Regions from separate parts of the Homo sapiens genome. Here regions 1 and 2 are each linked to region 3. A link is a loop called in an ENCODE intact Hi-C map of the cell type or tissue named here. Cell type or tissue: PC-3. All regions are shown on one strand.

Evidence for each region. Peaks named below come from ENCODE experiments on the same cell type or tissue, not always from the same donor. Only the 100,000 strongest peaks of a DNase experiment are listed, where the experiment ranks them.
Region 1: it touches region 3 in a loop (5-fold over the local background); 1 of 110 quality-filtered maps calls a loop at or near these places.
Region 2: it touches region 3 in a loop (6-fold over the local background); 1 of 110 quality-filtered maps calls a loop at or near these places.

Annotation. Positions count from the first base shown.
Region 1 is chr17:65,853,508-65,857,507 of GRCh38, forward strand. The region is part of intron 20 of CEP112 (centrosomal protein 112); the gene reads right to left. Among named protein-coding and RNA genes, the nearest start is that of AXIN2, 290 kb to the left of the region's middle. RefSeq lists an enhancer at 1,351-2,550. In PC-3, no CTCF peak of the experiment used is centred here; DNase peaks (open chromatin) are centred at 1,934 and 3,534; H3K4me3 peaks cover 836 bases; H3K27ac peaks cover 3,030 bases.
Region 2 is chr17:65,694,671-65,698,670 of GRCh38, forward strand. The region is part of intron 23 of CEP112 (centrosomal protein 112); the gene reads right to left. Among named protein-coding and RNA genes, the nearest start is that of AXIN2, 140 kb to the left of the region's middle. In PC-3, no CTCF peak of the experiment used is centred here; DNase peaks (open chromatin) are centred at 2,251 and 3,211; H3K4me3 peaks cover 811 bases; H3K27ac peaks cover 1,338 bases.
Region 3 is chr17:65,783,433-65,787,432 of GRCh38, forward strand. All of the region lies in intron 21 of CEP112 (centrosomal protein 112), which reads right to left. Among named protein-coding and RNA genes, the nearest start is that of AXIN2, 220 kb to the left of the region's middle. In PC-3, no CTCF peak of the experiment used is centred here; DNase peaks (open chromatin) are centred at 629 and 1,919; H3K4me3 peaks cover 334 bases; H3K27ac peaks cover 2,795 bases.

The DNA.
Region 1 (4,000 bases), 70 kb after region 3:
ATCACAAGGTCAGGAGTTCAAGACCAGCCTGGCCAAGATGGTGAAACCCCGTCTCTACTGAAAATGCAAAAATTAGCTGGGCATGGTGGTGGGCACCTGTAATCCCAGCTGCTCGGAAGGCGGAGGCAGAGAACTGCTTGAACCTGGGAGGTGGAGGTTGCAGTGAGCTGAAATTGCGCCACTGCACTCCCGCCTGGGCAACAGAGCGAGACTCCATCTAAAAAAAAAAAAAAAATTCTATTTCCGGTTCTGTGTAGACAGGAAATTTTGAGAGGGACACCATTAAACTCAGGAAATGGACTTCAGTGGTTATTGTTTTGTCATTCACTTCTAATTGCACTGTGGCCAAAGAATGTAGTCTATCTCCCATTAATTCTTTGCAAATTTTGAGAATGTTTGATGGCAAGTTATGTAGCCAATTTTTTAAAAGCTTCATGTATGATTGCTAAGAAATGTCTATGCTGTATTTTCTACAGTTTTCAGTGCTATATCCTATACATGCCTATCATATCAAGCTTGTTACATAGTTGAAATCTTCTGTCACTTACTTACTGCCACTAACACATTAGCCAGCAATGCAACATTTCCCAAAACACAATGATAAATGTTTCATTTCATGCCTAATGTATGTTCAACAAGCACAGCCTAAACCAACATTTCCTTGACTGGAAACCAGAAAAATAAAAAAGTGACAGGAATCCAAATGTCACATTATGATGCTGGGAATAAGAATACAAAGCTAAATGATGAGAAGTTGCTTTGGTCAAAATATCTACAAGAATTATTTCATTTTCAATATAAATATTATATTCATCCAATTTTTAATTTTAACAATTTTGTGATTTCTACATGATAAATAATAATTGCTATAATTTTGAGTGTTTACTTTGCACCAGGCATCTTATTTTGGATTGTGTTCAGTATACATTAGCTCAACTATTAACCCTGTGGCCTCTCTACACTAGACTGGAAAAGACATCTAGAACAGTAACATTTGTGTTAGAGGAAAGAAAATGCTTTATAGTAATAAATCTGAGCCTTCGAGGCTGGAGGTGATAGGATGTCCCATTTTTATCCTGCCTTTCTAAGAAAAGCTTACTTGAACTAGTCCCAAAGGAATATGTGAGAGGACTTTATATAAAAGGCTGATCCTTGTAAACCTGTAGTGGAAAAATTAGTTATTTTTTCTTCAGGAAATCTATGCACTGTTTTAACATCTATTTGTTTCTCTATTTCATAGATTGATATCTGTGTATCAATAATCAGCTGTGGATCAATTGTCCGTGAAAACAGTCTTTTACCTTTTGTTCTTTGTTTTATAATGATTCTTTTGAACCCAAGAGAAGAGATAGTCAATGCAATCAGATTCTGAAATAGAGGATACATCTTCTAAAAACAGATAGACTTTAGCAGTGACAACAGTTATGTGTTTGGGAGGCAGAACATTCTTTTTTTAAAAAAAAGCTCAGGGATATCAACATGGCAGACAAGGATGGGTTGCTGGCTCCCTTCCCCAAAATCAATCCTGGAGAAAGCACAGGAAGCATGAATCTGAGATACTAATAACTATAACAATAATAAACATAACAAAAGCAAATTTTGAGAAGCTCCTGGGTGGAATAAAGACAGTCCTAAGGGGGTACAGCCTGGGGAAGAAAATAATAGAAAACCGCTGTAAGAAGGTGGGTTGCAGGAATGCTTTACCTTCTGCTCTTGTCTCTCTCTTTTGTAGCCAGGTAAAATCATATCTGTTCCATTACCATGTTGGGAGCAAGAACTCAACATAGTGTTGACATCAGTCAGTCAATACCAAGGAAAGCAAAGCCCTCCTTGGGTGAGGAGTTGAAGAAAACAGGCACAGACTTCTCTGAACTTCCTGGGTATTCCCCCTTCCAAAGGCTTCCCTCCAAACTCCCAGGACTAGTGACTCAGTCATTAGACACTCACTTCCAGGAGCTTAGGTAAATTCCCGACCAGCAGGTTTTCCTGATGAAGTAACTGTGAAAGGGAGTGGTACGGCAATGAAGGGCTCTGTCTTGGGGTTCATAATCTTGTCCTTCTATAAGCTCATCCAACAGGTCAGGGACTAAAGGTGGGCTTCTGCTCTTCCCCAGTCAGGATATCTGATAGTCCCAGGGGAAAATGGGCTCCCTGGCCAAAGTAAATAAACCTGAGGAGCAAAACTACTACCAAAAAGAGACACCTAAATAACATATATTATCTGAAGCAGTATAATTGGAACAGATGAAACAAGAATTTTTTAAGTGCGTAATAGGCCGGGTGTGTTGGCTTATGCCTGTAATCACAGCACTTTGAGAGGCCAAGGCAGGTGGATCACTTGAGCCTAGGAGTTCAAGACCAGCCTTGGCAATATAGTGAGGCTCCTTCTCTACAGATAATACAGAAATGAGTCAGGTGTGGTGGGGTGTGCCTGTAGTCCCAGCTACTCAGGAGGCTGAGGAAAGAAGATCAATTGAGCCCAGGAGGCTGCAGTGAACCGTGGTCATACCCTGTACTCCGGCCTGTGTGACAGAAGGAGATCTTATCTCCAAAAAAAGTCCATAATAAACATACAAATAGTAATATATATATACTTAATATACTGAAAAGTGTAATGGAAGAAGTTACAGACATGAAGCTGCAATTAATGTCATAGAAGAAGGAAAAAGTGAAAATGATAGGAAAAAGAGCAAGTTAGCTAAAGCCAAAGAATAGAATTGCGCATTGGAAGGATGGTAAGATTGAAGAACTCCCTGGGAGGCAGCAGAGAAAGATAATAATACAGAAAATGTAAAAGAAAAGCTAATATTTGTGGAGGACAGAGGAAGTGACAACATCTAAATAATAGAGTCTGAGAAAAATAGAATTGGAAAGATTTTATCCAAGCTCAAGCTGATTTGAAAGTCTGCTTTTTATCACATACTGTATCATCTCAAAGTATTAAGAATTTCTCTTAAGGAAGAGTACATATTTATTGTACTTTATTAATTTGTTATTGTGCGTTTCTATCCCCTAATTTTCACTATGGTTAGTACAAAGTTAACATCCAAAAGCCATAAGTCCATAATGTCTTTTTTTGAAAATTAAAAAATACATACATTTTTATAGATTTGGGAGCATAAGTACAGTTTTGTTACTTGGATATATTGCATAGTGGTAAAATCTGGGCTTTTAGTGTAACTACCAACCAAATATTATACATTGTGCCCACTAGGAAAATCTTTAAAAAATGAGCAAAAATGTTAGTTTTCCAAAAGCAGTGAGACCATCCCAAATCGAGTTTCAATCTCTGTCAATGTAAATCAAAGTATTGTTATGCACATTGTCATCACTGTGTAGATACTGTTCTATATTTTCACACACCCAATTTTAATTTAATTCCCATTTATTAGCATATTTGTCATATTTAGTGGCTCCCTAGTATTTCACCCTTCCAGTACAGGCATATCACAGAGATATTGTGTGTTTGGTTCCCGACCACCTCAATAAAGCAAATATTGCAATGAAGTGAATACTGCGATGAAGCAAATATCTCCATAAAGTGAGTCACATAAATTGGTTGGTTTCCCAGTGCATATAAAAGTTATAGACTATTCAGGAGTGTCTGAGGGAGAGAATACAGTCATGGGTTCTTGGTTTCTGTTTCTGGTTGGGCCAGTAAAGCCCCTTCCTCATCCCTCTTTTCTGCTTATCACTAAAGACAGAAACTTTAAAACCATGGCTTCTGGCTGCTAAAAGCCTAAAGCAAAACAAAACAGAACAACAACAACAAAATAAGGTGGGTTGGACAAGCTTGCAGTTTATTCAGTGAGCATTATGTCTAAAAAACAATGTGCATTCCTTCATTTAAAATACATTATTGCTAAGAAGGGTTAATGATCATCTAAGCCATTCTTAAGTCCTAATCTTTTTGCTGGTGGAGAGTCTTGTCTTGATACTGATGGCTTGCTAACCGAACTCCTGACCTCGTGATCCGCCCACCTCAGCCTCCCAAAGTGCT
Region 2 (4,000 bases), 89 kb before region 3:
GCTGGTCCTGGTTTTATATTCTAAAAGATTATTAGGTTATTAGAGTTCCAACCTCAGAATTTGACATAAGGACTATGTGAAAATGACCACAATTGCTCAATAAGTACAACCGCGGACTTTAAGTTGTGTCATCCTTATTCAAAAAAGCTTCAAATTTGACATTTCACACACACACAAAATCACAACTTTTAGTTTCTTCCTGAGAAAAGCCCAAGATAATTAAAGAACAGAATGTCCAACACTGGGTCAAAAATATGAAACAAAACCCAACTTGAACAGTTAAATTGTTTATTCTGCAGAACTGTCCCTCCTCTCCTAGCTCTGCAGTGTTAACTGGCATCATTACTGAAAAGACAGTTCTTTTCTCCCAATTAAATCTGCCTTTAAATATACTGTAAGTCAGCTGGCTGTGGGAAGCTACACCGCTCCTGACTTTCAGAGTGCTTTCTGCTGGTCGGGAATAAAGAATGACACTTTCCAGAAGAAAAATGTAAACGACATAAGCAGCTCCACAAGAACAATGAGCGCACACCGCACTCTTTAAAAGGGAGAGCATTGTAGGATAATTTGATTTGTTCCAAATCTGAAAATAATGAGAGCAAATTAAAGTGTCAAAAATTGAACATGTTAATGGGCTCTTCAGGGTGAGGAAAAGGACCTGGTAGCTAACATGCCCATTGAATGGCACTTGTGACAGTACAGGGCTTTTCTGTGAGTTTGGGGAAAAAAGAGTATCTAGTCAATGCTATTTTAATAATATGTATGAACATAATTCAGCTCAAGCCACTCCTTAACTTGTAAAACCACACATTAAGGAATTATGTATAGTCTTACCAAAGTTTTCTCTTGTAGTTCTGCGTCAATTAAACAAGAATAAAGTGATGGCAGATACATGCCTTTTAATAATGAATAAATGAAACACAAGTTCATTTCAATTATAAAGTGGTTAAAAGGTTTTTTAATAAAGGAAAACTTTATTGGAAGAGAGAAATACTAGGTCACAATGATAAAAACAATTTTTTAAAAAATGTTCCCAGAATACAAGGTATATAACAGAGAGAGGCTTTCAGATGTAGTACTGTAGCAAGACCGGACGTCTTTCTAGAGATTTCTGCTCTCGCCTTTGGCCCACTTCTTAGCCAGCTCCATTCCAGCAACCCAAGAGCTGCTACCTTAGTACCCTTTTCCCAACAGGCTGTCTAAGCGTATAAATTGGTCTTCAGCTTATAGCTCAGAATATTGGTACTCTAAGTTCGTACTAGAGAATACAATTTCAAACTCTACTTTCCCGTCTTTATCAAAACTCCATTTATGAGACATCTGGAAAAATCCACTTGCAAATCAAGACAGAATCATCAGCAGTATAAAAGTCACCCTTCTGAGTCAGTGGTCCTGGAAACACTGTCCTAGCAGAGTGGACTGCAGAGACACATTCTCTTACACATTTTCTGTCATGCAGCTTGTAGAGTCGCATTCTTGCCCCCTTTTAGAGAGTTTCAAAGCAGTTCTCATTGAGTTGAAATTTAATGTGTTTGACACATATTCTGCCTCATTCTATGTTGTTACGTCTTGGTAAAATGCTAATAGTGCCTGGCCTTTTCACAAATCATCATGAGGTCTCTGAGCACGTTTTTCTGGGCCTGCCCTGCATGATGGGGCAGAGTGTAAATGGATCTTGTCCTTGGTTCTGTCCGTAGGTTCACCCACATGTCCTTTGGGAAGTGGGAACCTTGAATGCTATAGTGTTCTGTTATTTAAAATAAACTGGATTGAATCATATGTAAGCAAAAAGAGTGTTGATTAAAGTTTTGCCCTATATAAATACAAAACTGGGGTCGGTAGAGTTGTGGATTTTAAGGGCCTTGGGTACAGTCTGTGGCCGTGAAACAAGGAACCAGATGAACCTCCGCTGGGTGAAACGCAGAAAGGGGACTTGCGAGCTGCAAGCTCTGCAAAACTGAGTTTTAACAATAAGAAAAAGCCAGAGTATTTATACTGAAGATGCTGCCAAGAAGAAGTCACCCTGGCAAACTGCGGGCAACTGCTTGAAGCGGGGTGATGGGTAGATGGCGGATCTGTGTACTCTTCTCCCTACTTTTGTGTATGTTTAAAAGCTTCCGTAATAAAAAGTCAAAACATTGAAAAAAGAAAAAAAGTCCCACTTAAAAAAAAATGAGGTCATCATATCCTTTCCTTCACGAGGCTTGAATTTACTATCCTACTTTGGAGAAAACAGATGATTCATTTGCCACTCAGTGGGGAGGAGGGATGCGGGAGGATTTACCCCATGAATGTTTTGAACACAGAATGAAGAGACCAGGGGGGTAGGATGTGCATATTTTGACTAAAGGAGAAGATAACTAGAAGAGGAAGGCCTATTTTTATTTTTATTGAGGTATAATTTACATACAATCCAATTCAATGTTTATTTTTTCATGGTAATGGTCTGTTTTCCATTTAAAACATGTAAGATGATTTTTAAATGTGTGTCATCAAATATTTGTTAAGTTATAAAATCTTGACGTAAACCTCTCTTCCCCTGGCTGCTTGGTCCTTCAGACAGACGTGATGCCTGAGCTGTGACTACAGTGAAGAGACACTAATTATAAAGGTGAAATAAGGGTGACTCTCATTTAAACCTTAATTGCCTTCTTAATAATGCCCACATTTGTTTAAGCAGCATTACTCCAATTCAGTCTATTAACTGGGCTGATAATATTTCTGATGAGTAGGTCTCCTTTTGCCATGTAAATTGACACCGAAACAGTAAATGTTTTTCTTTCTACTACTGCTAAATGAAGGCTAAGGTAAAATACAAATAAAGCAGTAAAATCTCACTCTATTTTCATGTGAGATTTACAGACTTATTTTTTTTTTAATCATATTGTAAACGACTAGGACAAAGCAAGAGGATCAAGCCCTGTCATCCACACAAGGAGCGATAAATGTGGGGCTACCGAAAGTGACACAGTGGCAGCGTGACATTTTTACTGGGTGGTCTCACGGGCTATTTACAGAGGCCACTATAGTTTCTGTTTTATTATCATTTTTAAATAGGCTAAATCTACTAACAAAAGTAACTAGTCTTCTTCAACTGAAATGCCACTCAAGATTTCTTTTAAAGCGATTTCTTCATTCAGACCTACCCAGGATGAATAACAAACCATAAAAAAAGTTTTATTAGTGATTCTACAGTCATGGAAAACAGGTTATGCTGCAGATCTAAAGCCAGAGCCGCAGCTACTACTGCAGAGGCCACTAATGCATTCACAACGCAACTGTATAATTATTTTCCCCTATGGCTTATGTTCAGGTTTTCAGTTTTTTTTCACATCCAAGCAACACTTATTTTTTGTTCAGGTTTTCAGTTTTTTTTCACATTCCCAGCAACACTTATTTTTTTTTCTTAAAAAAACAAAACAAAACAAAAAACCCTGATAATTCTGTCTCTTTTGTGATACTGATGTGAAGGTTTTTACCCAATACATATGTTACTCTTCACATAAGGCAAAATTCCTTCCACGTGAAAACTTTTTAGTTGTTGCTGCGACAAACCACATGCATGAGAAACTGCACTTTCATATGAGCTATTGCTATAGTACTTATTAGGCTACTGATTCAACATCAAAGGCAAAAATACTGTGGCCACTATATAAAGCAAGAGTTTTTCTTGTTTGTTATTCTCCAAGTACGAAAGTTTTCACTTTTTCTCTTTCCTTCTCTCGCTCACCTATTTTCAGTCCTTTAAAATTCCTAAAGGACTTCCTTTAAAGGTCTTAAAAATGCACTTTTTAAAAAGTTAATGTTTCCTGGTCTTAACAGAGGTTCCAGGAAAAGAAATCATGTTATTTCAAGACTTTGATGATCTAAGGAAGCCGGAATCTCCTAACGCACCTCATTCATGTTTTCCTAGTCACACAAAAGACCATCCTGACATTACCCGCAGCTCCTCTTAAAGGGGCCAGTCTATTTCTACTCAGGAAATTCAAAGCACATTCCC
Region 3 (4,000 bases):
CCAGGTAAATACTCCAAAGAACTGAAAACAGGTACTCAAACAAATACTTGTACACAATTTATCATAACACTTCTATTCACAATAGCTAAAAGGTGGAAACAATTCAAATGTACATCAACCAATAAATGGATAAGAAAATTGTTGTATAAAAATAAATAAAATAAAATGACTTAGAGTGTATCTAGTTTTCCAGAATCATCTACATCAAGGCTGAATTACTTCGCCACTTCATTTTAATATAATATTCAAAATGTTTGAAAGCAATAAGTATGATGCCCATACAAAACATGTCTTATTTCCCCGTTCAGTTGACAAAAATAAGGTGTCCAGTTGGCTCTGTTGCTTTATAGTTGAATTTCCCATCACCCAGACCCTAAAATCTACTTCCACCATCTTTTTCATTACATAAAGTTCCTTTGATCGACTATTTCAACTGTTGCCAGGTGGTAAGCAGTAAAGCATGTGGTTAACAGCATGGGCTATGAAGTTAAACCAACCTGGGTGGTGTGACCATGGGCAAATCATTTAACTTTCCTGGGTATTATTTTATAACATGTAGATAAAGTGGACAATAAAGATTAAATAGGACTGAGGTTTAGCAATGTAGGAGTGATGCAAGTGCAAGATGGCAATGGATCAGAGAGTAGTGAGTCAGCACTGGAATGAAGACAAACACTAGGTTCTTTATGCGTGAGAAAATGGGAAAAATAAAATGCAAGGCAAGAGCGATCAAAAGGAGAATTTGGTAGACTGAAATCCTGGAGGTGAACTAGGCGAGTAATGTTAGGTCTAAGGCATGGCTGCATTTTTGCATGGTCTAAAGTGGAAACAAGATATAACAGAAGTGACTTTACTACAGCTGAGCTTATAAACTTGCAGGGTCAGACTGTTAGAAAAGACACCTACCAAAACAGTCTTTTACAGTAGATTCTGGTTACTCTTTCTTATTCATCTTTCCACTTTAAACCCAAAAGAACTATTTGCCTCAGCTTCTTTACTGGGGAAGCAATTTTCTTCCTGGCATGTCCCCAAGACTGGGGTGCTCTGCTACTTTTTCTTTTTGTTTGAGACGGAACCTCACTCTGTCGCCCAGGCTGGAGTGCAGTGGTGTGATCTTGGCTGGCTGCAACCTCTGCCTCCCGGGTTCACGCCATTCTCCTGCCTTAGCCTCCTGAGTAGCTGGGACTATGGGCGCATGCCACCATGCCTGGCAAATTTTTGTATTTTTAGTAGAGACGGGGTTTCACCATATTGACCAGGCTGGTCTTGAACTCCTGACCTCATGATCCGCCTGCCTCGGCCTCCTAAAGTGCTGGGATTGCAGAGTGAGCCACCATACCCAGCCAGATTTTCTATTTTTAATAACAGCTGTAGTAAGATATAATTCACATATCATAAAGTTCATAATTTAAAACTGCACCATTCAGTGGTTTTTAGTATATTCATAGATCTGTACATTTATCACCACGACAAAATTCTAGAATATTTTCATCACCTCAAAAAAACAAAAAACAACAAAAAAAGAACCCATCCCTATTAACAGTCACTTCCCATTCTCCCATCCTTTGAGCCACTGGCAACCACTAATCTATTTTCTGTCTCTAGGGATTTTTCCACTCTGGGCATTTCACGTAATTTAAATCATACAACATATGACCTTTCATGACCAGATTCTTTCACTTAGCATGTTTCCAATGTTCATCTATGTTGTGGAATGTATCAGTACTTCATTCCTTTTCCTAGTCAAATCCATTGTGTGGATATACCACATTTTGTTTATCCACTCCTCAGTCAAACATTTGAGTTTTTTCCACTTTTTGACTACTATGAATAATGCTTCTGTAAACATTCTTGTACAAGTTTCTTTGGGAAATATTTTTTCAGTTCTCCTGTGTGTACTTAGGAGTTGAATTGCTGAGTCATGTGGTAACTATGTTTAGCTTTTTGAGGAACTGCCAAACTATTTTCCAAAATGACTGCACCATTTTACAATCTCACCAGCAAAGTATGAAGGTTCTAATTTCTCCACATCCTTGCCAAAACTTTCGTCTGTCTTGTTGATTACATCCAGTCTAATGGGTATGAAGTGGTATCTCATTGTTGTTCTGATACATGATTTGTGATTATTTCCTTCTATCTGTGGGTTGTTCTTTTACTTTCTTGGAAGTTTCCTTTAAAGCTTTTCATTTTGATGAAGTTCAGTTTATCTATTTTTTCCTTTGTCATTTGTGCTTTTAGTGTCATATCTAAGAATTCTTTGCCTAATCCTGAAATGTCATGAAAATTTACTTGCATGTTTTCTTCTAAGAGTTTCATAGCATTTTTCTCTGATATTGCTTTTTTCTAAAAGTTTTATAGTTTTACCATTTATTTTTAGGTCTGTGATTCACTTTGAGGTCCTTTTATGTGTATCTTGTGAGGTAGAGGTTGAGCTTTACTCTTTTGCATATGGATATCTAGTTGTCCCAGCACTATTTGTTGAATTTCCATATAAATTTCAGGATCAGTGTGTCAATTTATACTAAAAAAGGCAGTTGGGATTTCGGTAGGATTGTGCTGAATCTGTATATCAATTTGGGTAATACTGGCATCTTAACAACGTTAAGTTTTCTGATCTGTAAATATGAATGCCTTTTCATTTATTTAGATTTTAATTTTTTCATTGATGTTTTGTAGTTTTCAAGATACATATTTTGCACTTCTTTTGTTAAATTCTATTCCTAAGTATTTAATTATTTCATGCTATTTTAAATGAATTTGTTTTCTTAATTTCATTATCAGATTGTTTACTCCTAGGGTATTGGAATACAATTGATTTTTCTATATTGATCTTATATCCTGCAACCTTGGTAAACTCTTATTTTTCAAACAGGTTTTTTTTTTGGTAGGATTCCTGAGAATTTTTCTGTACACAAGATTTTGTCATTGGAGGATAGAATTTTACTTCTTCCTTTCCGATCGGGATGACTTTTCTTTTCTTGCCAGACTTCCTAATTTCTGTCAGTCTATTAGATATAACATTTCATTAGTGTCTTATTTTTCATTTCCTTGGTTACTGACGATATGAGCAGTTCTTCATGTATTTATGGGCTACTGATATTTACACCTCTGTAAAATGCTGTTTTGTCTTTAGCCAATTCTTTTTTTTTTTTTTTTTTTTGCTGTTGTTGTTGAGGCAGGGTCTCACTCTGTCACCTGGGCTGGAATGCTGTGGTGCAATCACAGCTCACTGCAGATTTGATCTCCTGGGCTCAAGCTATCCTGCTGCCTCAGCCTCCTGAGTGGCTAGGACCACAGGCATGCACCACCACACCCGACGACCTTTTTATTTTTACTAGAGATAAGGTCTCACTATGTTGCCCAGGCTGGTCTCAAACTTTTAGGCTCAAGTGATCCGCCTGCCTTCGTCTCCCTAAGTGCTGGGATTATAAGCAAAGCTGCTACACCTGGCCTTAGCCAATTCTTTTACTAAACTCTTCATTTCTGACACATGCCAAATTTCTATGGCGTGTGTCAGAAATGAAGAGCTTAACAAAAGAATATTATGCCAAGTTTCCATAACTACATCTATATCATCTATATATATCAATATATGGCTTTATGTGCTCTCTATTCTGTTTCTTTGGTCAGTCTATCTATACTTGTACCAGTGCCAAACTACTAACGTCCATACCTTTGCAACAAATTTTGATTTTGTATGTGGTAGGAGGGAAATACTTTTGACTTTTTCTTTTTCAGAATAATTTTGGCTGCTCTTGGGCCTTAGGCCAGGCACAGTGGCTCACACCTGTAATCTCAGCACTTTGGGAAGCCGAGGTGGGAGGACTGCGTGAAGCCAGGAGTTCAAGGTCAGCCTGGACAACAAAGCAAGACCCCCATCTCTACAAAAAATTTTAAAAATTCAGCTGGGCATGGTGGTGTGCAACTGTAGTCCCAGCTACTTGGGAGGCTAAGGTGGGAAGATCACTTAAGCCCAGGAGTTCAAGGCTGCAGTGAGCTA